2 separate regions of the Homo sapiens genome follow, and region 2 is linked to region 1. The links are chromatin loops, found by intact Hi-C in ENCODE. Cell type or tissue: heart left ventricle. All regions are shown on one strand. Each heading gives the region's core, and the rest is flanking DNA. Links, peaks and the distances in the headings are about the cores only.

Evidence for each region. Peaks named below come from ENCODE experiments on the same cell type or tissue, not always from the same donor. Only the 100,000 strongest peaks of a DNase experiment are listed, where the experiment ranks them.
Region 2: it touches region 1 in a loop (5-fold over the local background); 4 of 110 quality-filtered maps call a loop at or near these places.

What each region holds. Positions count from the first base shown.
Region 1 is chr11:114,951,611-114,954,529 of GRCh38, reverse strand. No RefSeq gene overlaps it. Among named protein-coding and RNA genes, the nearest start is that of NXPE2, 270 kb to the right of the region's middle. In heart left ventricle, for the core only: a CTCF peak has its summit at 1,289 (motif pointing right); no DNase peak of the experiment used is centred there.
Region 2 is chr11:114,798,278-114,801,196 of GRCh38, reverse strand. The region is part of intron 1 of LOC105369506 (a long non-coding RNA gene); the gene reads left to right. It also overlaps a transcript of NXPE2 not described here. Among named protein-coding and RNA genes, the nearest start is that of NXPE2, 120 kb to the right of the region's middle. In heart left ventricle, for the core only: a CTCF peak has its summit at 1,452; no DNase peak of the experiment used is centred there; H3K27ac peaks cover 946 bases.

The DNA of each region.
Region 1 (2,919 bases), core at 326-2,825:
TTCAAGGGACTGCCAGTGATGGAGGGGGACGCTTTCCTCACCAGTTCAAGAAACATGGTGAGAAGAACACTGCTCCAACCTCCACACCTTTCTTGCCTCCAACACTCTTTCCCAGCCCATTCACCTCATGCTCTCTGATATGGTAGCACCTATGGATGGGTCAACACATAAACTGCTTTAGGGGCCAGGGGCTGAGCACCTCTCTCCAGAAGCCAAGAGCACTAAGCCTTTTAGCCCAAGTAGTCTGAGGCTGCTTTGCAAGCAGGATGTTTTTGAAATGGATTTGACTAGTGCTCTGAGCCTGGGAGACTGGAGAGGCTGAACTCCATTTGTCAGGGCACCATTTCTTTGTGTGTGTTGAATGTCATTAGCAGCCATGAAGGAGCACATGGTTTGGGAGGCTGGTGCACCAGTGAAATGGCAGCAGGCCCTGTCCATGGCTGAGGGGGTCAGTAGTATAGGGGCCTCCAGTAGAGACTCCACAGCTATCCTATATTAGCAATTCAGAAGGGACTGGCAGTAACTTTGAATTTTCCCCTGACAGCCAGCTCCTGGGAGCTATGAGTTAAGCAGAGGCACCTGCCAACTGTAACATTACTGCATTCCCTGAACAATGCACGGTGGCGGCAGCAGCCTGGATGGGGAGGCCAAGCCCTTTCTTTCTGAAAGGAATGGCATAACACAATGATTGCAATGCATCTCAGCTGCTTGCATGGCATTGCATATACCTGATTCATAGAAACGTAGAGCTGGGTGAAGACTTAGACATCATGCAGTTCAGCCTCTTCATTCTATGCATGCAGATATTGCTGAGTTGATGAAAGTTACAAAACGGCCAAGTTAGGACCTGAACCCGGATTTCCTAGCCTTAACTCTGTTCTCTCCCAATATTTTCCCATGTTGGTGGGGGAGGAGAGGGTGGGTAATGAGATAAATTAATTGGAACAGACAAACAAAAGAGTAACAGAATCACAGTGCATCTAATATCTAGCAGTCATTTAATAAATTTTTTTCTAAATTGGTATGCCTTCTGATTTTGCCAAGTTTTTTAAAAGAGGATTCCTAGTTGTTTATTGTATTTATCACTACAATTTACTTGTAGTAAAATGTATTTTTCTTCCTTGCCTTAGCATATATGAATTTCTATTGCAGCCAGTGAGATTCAAGAAAATCACATCTGGATGCTGGGACTCCATATCAATAGTAGCAAAGGATGGATTGACACTGGCTGGGGCTGAGTTTGGTGCAACCAGTCTGGAAGCAAGGAGAGGAATAAGGTGACAGCCACTAGAGGTCTCTTTAAGTCCTAGGATGAGATCATTTCAAGCATCTGCAGACACCCACCCAGAGTTTGTTTAGGTGGAGAAGTTTAAAAGCAGTAGGCTACCAGAATTGATAGGTCTTGGGGAAAAGCAGAAGTATTAAGAAAGCCCTTGATATTTGAGTAGAAACACCCTACAATGAATGGACGAAAGAGTGAATGTTGTCAGATTTGGGTAAGGGTGTGCGTGTGTATGTGTGTGTATGTGCATGCTCACACACATAAAAGAGGCTATATAACAGTGGCAGGGTGGTAAAGAAGGTGGCCTTTCCTCCTTACTGTCTCCTTCCCATCCCCACCAACCTCCTTCCAATTTCAATCCTTTCTAGAAGGAATTCAGGGACCTCTTTCAGCTGAGTTCTGCCTCCTGAGCTTAGAAGTAGGCTCTATGGTAATGACATTCAATTTTTAAACACAAATTCGCCAGAACTTTTACATACAAAAGGATGTATCCCTGCTTCCCATAGTTATCTTGAGAAACTCTGTCTACCCTCCATGCAGTAAAGAGGGCTGCCTTTGCTCATGTCATCCTTGGAACTCTTCACTGTGTGTAAATCTTTCTTGTGGCTTTGGGACTCAGTCAAAAGGTTGTGCACAACCAAGTCTTTGTTCAAGGAGGGAGATCAGCCAATGTGGCTCTATGGTAATGAGAATGGCACTCTTCTAACCTTTACCAACTTGTCTTTGTCATCGGTGATGGAAATGTTTAACTATACCTTCCCCAGCTGTACAATTTACAACCATTGTTTAAACAACAACAACAACAACAACAACAACAACACAGTAATATAACCCTTGCAATGCTAACTCTTGGGTAGAGTAGACTGTCACTCCCTCCTCCCCATTATCTTCAATCTGTTAACATGGAAAGAGCACCAAGGGTTATTAGAAGGCATGGGCTTGAATTCCAGTTCCGTTATTCCAGTTCCGTTACTTACCAGCTGTGCGAACTTGAGCACGTCACTTCACCTCTGAATTTCAGTTTTCAAAACTATAGAAAGTGGATTAAATGTTTACCTTCAAAACTTGTGGTGAGGATTAAGTGAACTAATGTGAGAAAGTATCTGGTGCAGGGTAGATGTTTAATGAATGTTTTATATTATTTTAAGTGTGGTAGCAGCCAGAGGTGGGAGAAGTTTGTCTCTTTCTATCCTGGCCTTCCAACCTTCCTTGATATTCATTGCCATGCCTTGTGATATCTCCCGGCATATCACATTCTTTCTCTTTCACCTAGAAGCTATTGGGAGGTGGTGGAGGAAGAGTGCAAGTAATGAAAGGGAATGAATAAGTAGAGTCAGGCATGGCTCCACACCCAGCTTAGGAATGACATGGACCTCAGACCACAAATCCCATTGAGGTGAAAATACCCTTCCCACCATCAGGCTCTATAAGGCTGTGTCTTATCCAGAAAATTGTTTCTCTTTAGGAAAGAAGGGAGTCTCTGGGAGAAGGCATGCTGGACAGGGCCTGAGGTCCCTTCTCTGTGCTCCATGCTAAGTGCCGGGGGTTCAGTGGTGATGAAAACCCAGTCCCTGCCCTTGGGGGATTTACTGTGTCCTATTCTCTGGAAATTATTGTTGAAGAAAAAATAGGTACAA
Region 2 (2,919 bases), core at 197-2,696, 150 kb after region 1:
TCTTTTCCTTTTTTCTTTATATTTTCTCTCTTTCTACTAGAATGTAAGCACCATAAAACAAGGGACTTTGTGTTTTCACTACTGTTAACCTCAGCATCTAGAATAGCTTCTGGCAAAGAGAAGTGCTCAGTGTTTGTTGAATGAATAAAAGTCATATAGCTGGGTTTCTCTCATTTGCAAATAAAGGAGATCGCAAGAGCTACAAAATAGTTTCTTATAATTTCACATACTAATCAGTAATTGTCATAGTTTAGAACTTAATAGATTATAAAGTTGTGTTGAATGCTGTAACAGTAGCAACAACAGCAGCAACAATGATACTTGTTTATTGAGCATTTACTACATTCTAGACACAAGATTTTTGCATTAGTCAGATTTAATCCCCACAGAAATCCTGTGAGGTGGGTATCTTTATCTTCTTTTAAACAGTGTTATAAACAGACCAAGAGAGATTACACAATTTGTCCAAGATTACACAGTAAGTAAAATTGGTGGGCTTTGAACTTGAACTTGGGAGTTCTGATTCCAATGTCAGTATTTATTCATGACATCACACTATCTCTGGAAAGTAAATATAATGCTAGAATATGAAAGATAAATATTTAACAAATTCAACACTCTACTTCTTACTAGGTACGAGGTTTGCAGATATCTTGCTAGATAGAAACTTCACTGCTAACAACAACAGCATAAAATACGACTCAAAAGGCACTTTACAGGAAAAGCAAAAAAAATCAGTTTAACAAACAGTTTGAATAATCAAAGAATGTCAAGAGTCTAACCTTCGCTACTACCTTACATTTTATTGTAGCGTAGCTTTAGAAGAAACAAAAATATCTGCTCAAGCATCTCACAGTGATGTTGAGACATTATAAAGGCATTTTGAGTAAGAAAAATTATATCATGTGCATGTGAGGTTTAATTATTTTTAGATTGGTTAACCCCTTATTCCCAGAGACAAATGTCAGCTCATCCAAGAAGCTTGCAATTTTGGGGGTAAAGATGCTGTTTGTTCTGTACTGCTGTGAACTAATAAGAATTGTTCCCATAAGTAGGACCAATGAAAATAATTTTAAACCTACGAACATTTGGAAGAATGTTGGAAAGAAATAGAAGGATCTAGGCACAATTGCATTGGATCCAAATAGCCGGAAGTCACAGACCAAGAAGCTTGTGTTATATTTCCTTAGAAACACTACCTAGAAAGAAAGAGGGAGAGGGAGGAGGGAGACAGAGGAAGAAGGAGAGAAAACGGATGAAGACGGGAGGGAGGGAGTGCAGAGAGAAGGAAGGATAAAGAGAAAGAGAAAAGGAAGAAAGGGAGGGAGGGTGAGATGAAGGGAGGGAGGGGAACTGTTAACACCGCCGGTCATGAGATGAACTCTCTAGGCTTGTCATTCCGGAGCCCTTTGTCCTCTCAATGTGTATAGATGCTCCCTCTGGCTGCAGATTCCTCTGTTGAAGCTCTGGCACTGAGGCTTGCCTCACACTTCCTTGTTGCTGTTTAAACGGGTGCAGCCTCTGCTCTCCCCCTTCTGCCTCACAGGCCTGGAAGAATGATTGTAAGCAGTGCACAGAACACATCGGCAAGTCTCCTTCCCACCCAGGGGGTCTCCTTGTCGGGCTGACTGCTGCTTTGTCTTGATTTGGAATCTCTCTGTTTCCTCCTTGGCTCCTTCTCCCCTCAAAGTGCCCACTGGCTTATAATGGTCACACTTCATCACCATCTCATTTATCTGTGGGCCTGCCTCCTCAGGACCACTCCATTCTCTGATATATTTGATGAAACTCTTATTTTCCTTAACTCTTCTCCAAACGATAACTCAGCCAGCATTTTTGCCAACCTTATCTTTTCCCAGCAGTCTTAACTGATGCCACCAATTTTTTTTTTTTTTTTTTTTTTTTGCTTCATTGCCTCTCATCTTCTCCATTTGTAGGACAGATGTTTCCTTTTCTTCTTATTAATTATCACAAATACCCAAATAAAACCTAAAGATAGACTAACTTATTTTCTCTTCTCTATCAATAGGAATTAAAGAACTATTATCTGTTCCCTCCTGTTACTAAGGAAATCCTTAGGTAGAAAAATAAAAATAAAAACACTGAAATTACCCATTTATTTAATTGCAAGGCACTTGCTTTCATAAGCCACATTTTCACTGCTGAGAACATTCTGATTTGGCAACAAAAGGCAAAAGCTACTTCTAGTGAGAGCGGCAAGGAGTCCACGCCTGCTATACGACAGTGTGGAGAAAGCGCGTGAGGCAGCTTTCACGGCTCTCCACCTTTGAGGGAGGGGCAGCCAGGAGGTGCAGACAGAACCCGGGCCTGGGAAGGTACAGATTGAAAGAGATGGACACAGTCAAGACAGGAAGATCAAGGGACTAGATGAAATGTTAACAAAGACTAGAGCAACACAAAGAAACTTAGAGACAGGGGCAAACTGGAGAGCCATGAAAGAGATATGGTTTATTAACTATGAAAAGTAGCAAAAGGCAGAAAAAGAAAGAGTCCCGGCCGGGTGCAGTGGCTCACGCCTGTAATCCCAGCACTTTGGGAGGCCAAGGCGGGAGGATCACGAGGTCAGGAGTTCAAGACCAGCCTGACCAACAGGGTGAAACCCCGTCTGTACTAAAAATACAAAAATTAGCCAGGCATGGTGGCATGTGCCTGTAATCCCAGCTACTGAGGAGGCTGAGGCAGAAGAATCACTTGAACCCTAGAGGCAGAGATTGCAGTGAGCTAAGATTGCTGCACTCCAGCCTGGGTGTCAGAGCAAGACTCTGGAAAGAAGAAAAGGGAAGGGAAGGGAGAAAAGAAAGAAACAGAGGGAAGGAGGAGCCCAAAGAGAGAAAGAGATGAAGATTACAGGGCAGGTCATTAAAAGTTTGTCCAATTTTCCTGGGGACAGTAGCTGCA